Linked DNA regions of Homo sapiens: region 1 is linked to region 2. A link is an interaction called in ENCODE POLR2A ChIA-PET data of the cell type or tissue named here. Cell type or tissue: GM12878. All regions are shown on one strand. Links, peaks and the distances in the headings refer to the core of each region. The heading gives the core; the rest is flanking DNA.

The links. ChIA-PET counts read pairs that join two places held together with the same protein. Peaks named below come from ENCODE experiments on the same cell type or tissue, not always from the same donor. Only the 100,000 strongest peaks of a DNase experiment are listed, where the experiment ranks them.
Region 1: POLR2A ChIA-PET joins it to region 2 with 5 read pairs; 1 of 35 experiments calls an interaction of 5 or more read pairs at or near these places.

The regions. Positions count from the first base shown.
Region 1 is chr9:1,979,887-1,984,290 of GRCh38, forward strand. No RefSeq gene overlaps it. Among named protein-coding and RNA genes, the nearest start is that of SMARCA2, 33 kb to the right of the region's middle. In GM12878, for the core only: no CTCF peak of the experiment used is centred there; DNase peaks (open chromatin) are centred at 665, 2,035 and 2,355.
Region 2 is chr9:2,085,578-2,089,981 of GRCh38, forward strand. It overlaps SMARCA2 (SWI/SNF related BAF chromatin remodeling complex subunit ATPase 2), which reads left to right. Exons shown (of 34, transcript NM_003070.5): 18 at 1,252-1,494; 19 at 2,923-3,036. Among named protein-coding and RNA genes, the nearest start is that of SMARCA2, 72 kb to the left of the region's middle. In GM12878, for the core only: a CTCF peak has its summit at 2,319 (motif pointing left); DNase peaks (open chromatin) are centred at 1,584 and 2,184; H3K27ac peaks cover 1,110 bases.

The sequences.
Region 1 (4,404 bases), core at 211-4,210, 110 kb before region 2:
TGTTATGCAATCACCCTGGCAAAGTTAACAACGCAATAGAGTGTTGAAGGTAACCACTGATTGCAGTCACTGCTATTGACCATTTTAAGTGTGACTATTTTTAAAATACTGTATGCCTCATTAAGCTGGGCTCTGAAAATGAGGAATTTGCTTTAACTGCATTGTTTTGAATTGCTGAGAGAAGAATCTATCAACCACAAGGTGCCCTGCTGCTGAACTCAGCCAAAAAGCTGTTAATAACTCCAGCAGATGTTTCAGCTTTTTAGGCCAATAGACTCCCTCTCTCCCTGCCCTCCCCTTTCCAGAATCTGATGCCAATATGACTGAACTCCAGTTTTTGTGGTTGTTGTCGCCACCGCCGCCGCTGCTAGGGCTGGTGATACAGTGCCGCTGAGGAATGATCCTTTAAACAACCACTGGCCACAGAACCTCAGCCCTCTAAGGTCAGAATATTATTGCTTTTACCATCAGAAGTTTAAATCTTCAGGGGGAAAATGAAGGTAAGGGCACAAATTCAGTGTCTTTGTTTTGTTGTCTGCCTTCATTGCTAGTCATTTTGTTTAGCTTTCTGTGGCTTCTCCCAATGCTACAAGTCCATTTCTCAGACTCATCAGAGTGCTGAGCTTGCTCAGGTTAAGGGTCATTAATACACTGGAGGCCTTACTGATCTGGGAGAGAGGTTCTTGGGTTAGCAGCTTTACAAAGGGGGCCTCTGTGTGATGCAAAGTTTTGTGTGGTTGTATGCCTGATACTGTGTGGTTCAGATGCCCTGACCTCAGCAGTTCTGCAATATTAGATGTGTGTTTTATAAATATAGCTACATCCCTGTGAGACAGGTAGCGTATGAGGGCACACAGGGTCACCACAGTCCCATACCAGGATTTATCAACATCTCTGAACTGGGATAAACCTGACATTGTCACTTGAAATTACATCTACTTTCCAAGGCTTTCCAAATGAGAAGACATTAGAAATAAAGGGAGAGGAGAGATCCTGCCCCCTTCCCTGACACTCCCTGCCCTGCCTCCTACTCAATTATTTTGGAGAGAGTGCTTTAACATACCCTGGTGACAACAGGGTGACCAAGAAAACACAGGTGCACCGCATTAGGCAATGCTGTGTTGGCTAGGAACACATCTGAACTGCACATCTATACATATCATCATGCAGAGAATTGCCATTTCAAGGGCGGGAAAATGAGAGGCAGAATTAAGTTCATAAATATTTTGTTTCCTTATTTTGATGCAACACAAAGCCAGAATATCCAGGACTCTGTGGACCTCTATTGTCAGCTTCAACATTTGCCAACCATAGTAATTCAACCCCCAAATCTCTGCTGTATGCCATACTGGCTGTAAAAAGTAAGTGCCTTTTCCCTGGTGTCACTGCCACCATACTGTTTGCATGCTCTCAGCCCTGTATAATTCTAATTCTCAGGAAAAGCTCAGGAGTACAATGCAAGTCCCGCCGCCCTGCCACTTTCTTTAACCTGGATAAAGAAATAGATTACGTTGTGACTTGGTCCACATTCTCTTAAGTACATGTGCAGGGAACTCATTAATGCTAATGGAATTAGCGCATATGCATTGAAGGGAAAATATAGTTGCCCATGGCTGTGTATTCTTATTTTCTTACTGTACACTTGCGGGTTCTGTGGCATCTATAGCTTCTAATTCTGAAACATGAGTAAATCAGATTAAAAAGTATACCATTCATTTTAAAATACAGTGTTCCCACTAGCAAATGGGATGGGCATTTCTGCTTAGATTACTATGATTCCAAGAAGCCAATACCAGATGATGACTGTTTAGTAAAATAAACAACCAATGTTGTAATAATAAAATAGGGTTAAAAATAAAAACAGCAAAAACTCCCTACTGAATCAGTAGAAAATATATTCTCATTATTTAAAAAATACCTACTAAATAACACATATGCATGTCCAGAGGAGTAAAAACACAAGATGAAGGGGAAAAAAAGAACTGAAAGTAATCATGGGTAATCTGAGACTCCAGGCCTGCCAGCAGTGAATATTGGTGATAGGCATTAACAAACTATGTGGGGATGTCTGAGGCCCAGCTAAACCCAGACCATGTACTTCATTAGGTCTTGAATTTACCTGGAATCTTGTACTGCAAATGAGGATTTCCAAACTGTTTTGTTCTTGATTATTTCCAGTCCAAGTAAAATGGACAACAAAGAAAAGATGCTTCCATACTGTTTCCATGATGGATGTTCACAACCAAAATAACTTCACCATCTGATGTATTTCACAGTTTTAAGTTAAAACAGACATACTATAATATGCTTGTACATCTGGCTCAGGTGCTTCATTTGCCATATGTTTGTGAAATAATCCAAGGAGATGTTACAATTGTACGTTCCCCTTGGGACTTGAAGAAAATGTGCCCACAAACAGTTACCTAATTATTCATTCCTGCCAACAACATCCTCTCCTAATAAGAAGGTGGTTCTTAAAATGAGACAATAGTGCTTTCAGTCTTGAGAGTTGTCATTGCCACTTATTGTTTCATAAACAGAAAGTCTTATGTATTTTTTAAAATAAGAAAAAGATCTTTGGCCTTAAAGCAAATAAAATACTCTGCAGGCAGTATATTTGGTATTCTTATGGGGGCACATTCTGCAGCACTGATCAAGGCCTATTTTTTCCTGAAACTCATTGAATTAAAGCCCATGAAGCCACATAGAAATTAGTGACCTAAAAGTTGATAGTCTCTAAGAAATGGCTGCTGTGGCAATACTACACATTTATGGAGAACTTTGTAATCGGCAAATTGCTTTCATATATGTTACCACATTTAATTCTTATAACAATTTTGTGAAGCAGGTAAAAAAAAGGAATCCCTTGTTTAATCGTGCCATTTGTAGTACTGATTCTTCACAGCACTAATAAGCAAAAATATGAACATCTTTTTTAAAAAAATTGTAAATTGTAAATTACTTTGGTCTTGACCAATAAATACCAGTTGCCATAGCACACATTTCTCTAAGAGTCATTGACAATCTGCCTTTTTCCCTCTTTTCCTGTTATTTGCATCCTTCTAAACTATGACTTCTTCTGATTCTGTTTTAATTAAAAATTTGATTTTCTTTTAAGGATTAAAAAGTAGAGGGATAATTAGTTTATTGGTTAAAATACAAGCTAACCATCAAAATTCAAATTTTAATGAGGCCCTAAGCCAGGATAGAAGTCAAATGCATAAAGCATCTTCTAGGCCTAGCTTCATCCATTATTAAATCAATTTGAAAAACTGTGGCAATGATGAAGTTATCAGCTAATAAACCTCCAATAGTGTGTTAATTGTATACTGACTGAAGTAACAAATTACTTGGGGGTTGAATTTTCACAGGGACTGAAACAAAAGACCTTAAATAGGCAGATTAAGTTAGAGGTTCTTTTCCCCCTGAAAAACAAACCTCAGTGTCAAACAGGAAACAAAGGATGAGAGACAGAGGGTAAGAGATTTGCCTCAGGTTACCCAGCTTGCAAATGGGAGTCCATGCCAAATCATCTCCCTCCACAGCACTGGGTAACAACAGCAACTATTAAATTCAAATGATCTCTTAGCTTTTCTAGTAAATCCTAACATTTTTTCATTACTCAATGTATAATACTTCCAATTTGTATTTAGTATTGCCATTGAGAGGGAGAAAGACTTACTATGAGGAAATAATTAATTTTGGTCTCTTGTTGGGGTGAGAGAAATTAAAGAGAAAGTTCAGAGAACAAGTGTAAAAAACATCTCTCTAAAAAAGAAAATGCCACCGGTCTTCCCCGACCCTACACACAGGCCAGTGGTGACAGCTATAATCGTGGAAAGGGGCTTGTGTCTCTTCAGCCTCAGCATTTGATGGACTCAGATGAACGTCTGAAAAATCTGTGGGAGCTGAGGGGTCTATTGTTAGAAATACTGAAACTGGTCTCCCTTGAAGAAGAGCGCCTCAGCAGAGTATTACACGGACCTCACCTAATCTCTTTCCCAACGTATACTGCAGCTAATTCATGGGGATTGTTGGAGTCTGTTGGTCAAAAACATTAAGCAGAATCACCACCATAATACAGAGCTCTTAAAAGTGTGTGCATGTTTCGGTGGTGGAACACATTCTTACTGTGGCATAAACTGTAGTCAGGATACATCCCTAAGTGCGTCTCAAAAGTTATATATGTAATCAAGTAGGCATTCTGATTTTAATTTTGGCAGGGCATGCTTTGAGATTCCCCAGGCAATTTTTTTTTACTAGTCATTGCATTGCAATTATGTACATAAAAATACACACGCACATACACACACACACACACACACACACACACATACATTTTCTTCATTCACTAAAACTATACTACATGCCATGGATACAAAGTTAAGAAGGCAAGGACTTGCT
Region 2 (4,404 bases), core at 216-4,215:
TGATTGTACAGCTTTAATTATCCTTAAACACTTTTCTTAGAGGTGGTGGAGGAAGGAAAAAAAATCGAGGTAGTTTTTTTTTTGTTTTTTTCTTACCTGTACATCCCAGCCTGACTGATGATTTTATTCCTTTTCTCCTGGCACGTCTGATGCTTCTAATGAGGAAGGCAAGGACTGTATAGAATACTTTCCTCATCTCCCTTCTCTCTCTAGGAGCTTTGCAGCAGGATCTGGGGACATCTGAGCACCAGATGTTTTTCTTGGCCATTGCCACTGTTTTGTAGAGAATGGATAGGCTTAGTGGAACATTCCTCATTGTTCTCACTTTAAGAAACTGAACAGTGCTCTTAAGAGGACTGAAGGGTAAGGTATGAGAGAGGGAACGTACTGTGTAGACAGGAAGGAGGACTGGGCCATATAAGCATTCTGGACGTTTTACGCAATCGTCATGTTGGGGAAGTATGCTGTATTTAATTCTGCAGTTTTGGCATAAATACAGGAGTGATATTTTTGCAGTGCGCTTTCTGCCAGTGAGTATATTCTTTTATTTTAGATAAAACAGGGGTCCTAGATCTGGCAGGTAAGGAATGTGCGTGTATTGAGGGAGCTTCGTTGTCAGACCTAATTTTTGAAAAGCCGTATGTACAAATTTAATGTGAAATAGTCCAACTTTTAAATGTTAGCAACCAGTCCAAACAAAACAAAACACACTTCCGGGCCAAGCCCTAAAGGTAGTAACCAGCCAGGCTAATAGAAAAGAAGGCATGGAGCCAAGAATATCTCAGCTGTAGAACCTGCTAGGGCCATCTTGGAAAAATCAGTCATTAACCTCTGCTTCAGGTGGGTACCTATATTCTGTGCCTGTCATGAGCTGAAATAGCATGACCATGAAATCTGGGATAGCTGTCATGATAACGTATTAATAGAAGGGGCATTGGATGGGGAGAGGCAGGATCCACACGTGGAAACAACCATGTCATTCTGGACCCAAATTTCCTTCTTTGTAAAAAGTTGATTTGGAATTACGTGGTCTGTAAGGAACATTGTTCCTTTAACATTCTATTATTATAGGATGTCTTATGCGGCCTATCAGGCATGAGACATTGTTGAGATTCCCTTGTCTCAAAGGTAATCACAGCATATCATATACCAAGGATGGGTTCTTTGGTTTTCCGCACCACCACTTGCTTGTTGGAAATAGTTGTATTTTCCCTTGCTTACTACACGTCCGTCCTTCCTCTTGTGTTATAGATTCGGTGGAAATACATGATAGTGGACGAAGGCCACCGAATGAAGAATCACCACTGCAAGCTGACTCAGGTCTTGAACACTCACTATGTGGCCCCCAGAAGGATCCTCTTGACTGGGACCCCGCTGCAGAATAAGCTCCCTGAACTCTGGGCCCTCCTCAACTTCCTCCTCCCAACAATTTTTAAGAGCTGCAGCACATTTGAACAATGGTTCAATGCTCCATTTGCCATGACTGGTGAAAGGGTACTGGTCTGAGTTCTGTTTTTTCCACTGCATGATAATGACATGAAATGAAAGGCCCTAAAGCTGAGAACATTAGAGCCACAGAACACCCGCAGGGTGGTTTCCACTGTTGTTTATTTTATGAAACCCATCGGTGGGTGGACATGGTCTTGTGGTGGGGTTATTTTCCCCTCCTAGGAAAATGGATCTAGTGGTACATGGGGCATCTAACCCCTTTGTCTTTTGCCAGCATGTTTACCAGGCTACCAGAAAAGGGTCCCAACCGGTGGAATGCTTAACTGCAGTGGGCCACAGGGAGGATGAACATGGAGATATTTTGCTGAAGTAATTTAACCAGACCAAATTAACCAACTAAATACAAGCTTTAAACAAATCTTTCCTTGTTACAAACTTGGAGTTCCCTTTAAAATATTTCCACATAAAGATTTTGTGTGTAAAACAGAACTAGTTTTCACACATTTTCTGCAGACCTTTTTTTTTTCTTTTTAGGTTTTAATGTGATTTTCAGTTTTGTGTGTACATAAATAGTCTTCCTGGAGTAGCCATTTATTTTCCAATTTCTTATTGTTCCTTCCACTGTCTTCTCTTAAGAGCTCATTTATGAAAGGTAGACAATGGGCCATTGCAAGAAAAGAAATGGGCACGTGTCATTTTCATAGTGGTTCCTCATTCATAGGAATGAAAAGCCACTAAAAATGCTTTAGTAAAATTTCGGTTTGAATTATTTGGCCCTTTGATGTTGAGGCACATGGGCCCATCCTCAGTAGTTAACTCACTGGCTTGCCCATTTGTAGAAAGTAGTGTCAATCAACTCTGCCCCCTAGAGGTTAATAGGAGAAGGTGAAAGAGAAAGCCGGGAAATGTATAAGATGGACTAAACTTGAACTAGATAGGGCTGAGAAAAGGAAAGGAGTGAAGTTAGAGGGACTTAGAGGTCCACCAGCATAAACTGGATCAACTCTTGTTCCTCTTCTTTATATGTTCAAGCCCCTGTTCCTTTAGTATGTTTCTGTGTCTGAGACAACCAAGACGAAGGGCCTAACTTAAGGCTGCCACTTTAAATAGGGAACATATTAACTGTTGCCCACCTTCTCCCATTCTATCTCAGTCTTCAGTCTGTCTTCATTGACAGTCATATCCCATACAATTTGAGGCTGTTGACACTACTGATAAAAAACTGGTGGCTTCCGGGCTCTTTTCCATAGAACTCAGCGTTAAGACAAAGACACCTATTTAGAGGTCATTTTGTTACCACTTGGTAGGCAGGTGGGAAGATAATTCAGAGGTAGATATGACAGGCTTAAACTTGGCTTTAATGCATGTAAAATGTCAATCATGTATTGAACCACACATATGTAACATAAAGCTTTATTGTATGAAACATCCTTTTCTTTAAAAAATCAAATTCATAATAAGCCTCTCTTACAGGTGGACTTAAATGAAGAAGAAACTATATTGATCATCAGGCGTCTACATAAGGTGTTAAGACCATTTTTACTAAGGAGACTGAAGAAAGAAGTTGAATCCCAGCTTCCCGAAAAAGTATGTTGCACAACCAAAAGTTGTGGGTTTTTTTTTTCCTCCAGCAAATATATTTGAAGTACCTGCCTCTGAAATTGTGTTTCTGAAACAGCAGACTCATATTGTAGTTAATAGTATCTTGAAAATATCTTAAATTGTTTTTTTGTTTGATAGGGCTAGAGAGAGCAGGGAAATTATAGCATTTGCAGCCTGTTTTCCAAAAGCGTTCGAGCAGATTTTATGAAATTATCAAATTCACTGAGTCTCATTTACATTTTAATTTTAGATTTTTTTTTTTTTTTAAATTACGGACCTCATTGAGTTCACTGTTGCAGGCACTGTAGAATTGTTCTGCTTATAAGTGAATGGAAGATTTGGCGTTGGGGACTTGTATCATCATTGAAGGGGGTGGTAAACATTTACAGGTTTTCTAGAAATTTATTTAACATTTGATGTTTGTGATGTCACCATTCTGACAGTAAGTGAAAAAACAGAGTTCCTGCAAATTACAGACACATCATCTAATTATTCGGGGACATTATTTTTGTTCTGTGCCATAAAAATTAAGTTCCTGTGAACATTTTAAGCCAGTATTTTTCGGACTAACTTTTGGAAACTTAGTCTGCAGTACTTTAGAACACCTTTTGAGCCCTTAGCTCCATGTTTTGGGGTTGGATGTGAGTATTAGTTTAATATGTTTCTGATCATATTTTGGAACCATGCATATTTGAATTCTAAGTTTCATTCTCTTAGAGACAGTTTAGCATTGTGTACTATTTGTTGCATGAGGTATTTTGATTTGAGTTTTTTCTTTAGAAGAGCCAATTCTGAAATGTCTTATTTTTGCATGATTGTGGTTTTTCTGGGTAACGACTCTATTTTTGGACAGATTGGTTCATCCTGTTCATTTTTAAGTGGGAGTTTTCAAGATGGTGTACAACGTTGATCACTTTGTTACGAGAGAATTTTATTCCCTAATCCTTTATGCATTGTCAGAAAAAAAATTAAAAATGACTTTTATACCATGCATATCTCAGTGAAAGTCTACGTATTTAAGTATTTTATTCTGCTGGTGAATGCATCTTGGACGTAGAATGCTATTGATATTCCCTTGGACTTCCTGTGGTCTTGGCCTCTGGGTAGCACCCTTTCTGTTCAAGATGGAGTTTAGTTACTGAGTAGATAAATTGATGAATGGGTATAGTGGCCATGTGGGTGCCTTGAATTACTTCCTAGCATACAGTTACGGTGATTCTGCAAGTGATAGAGATGGAATGTTAAACATTTTAATTTATCCCATAATTTCTTTTTTTTTCTTTACAAGAGGTATAAAATAAAAGGCAATTAACTGAAGCCCTTCATTTATTCATTCCATAAGACTTCTTAATC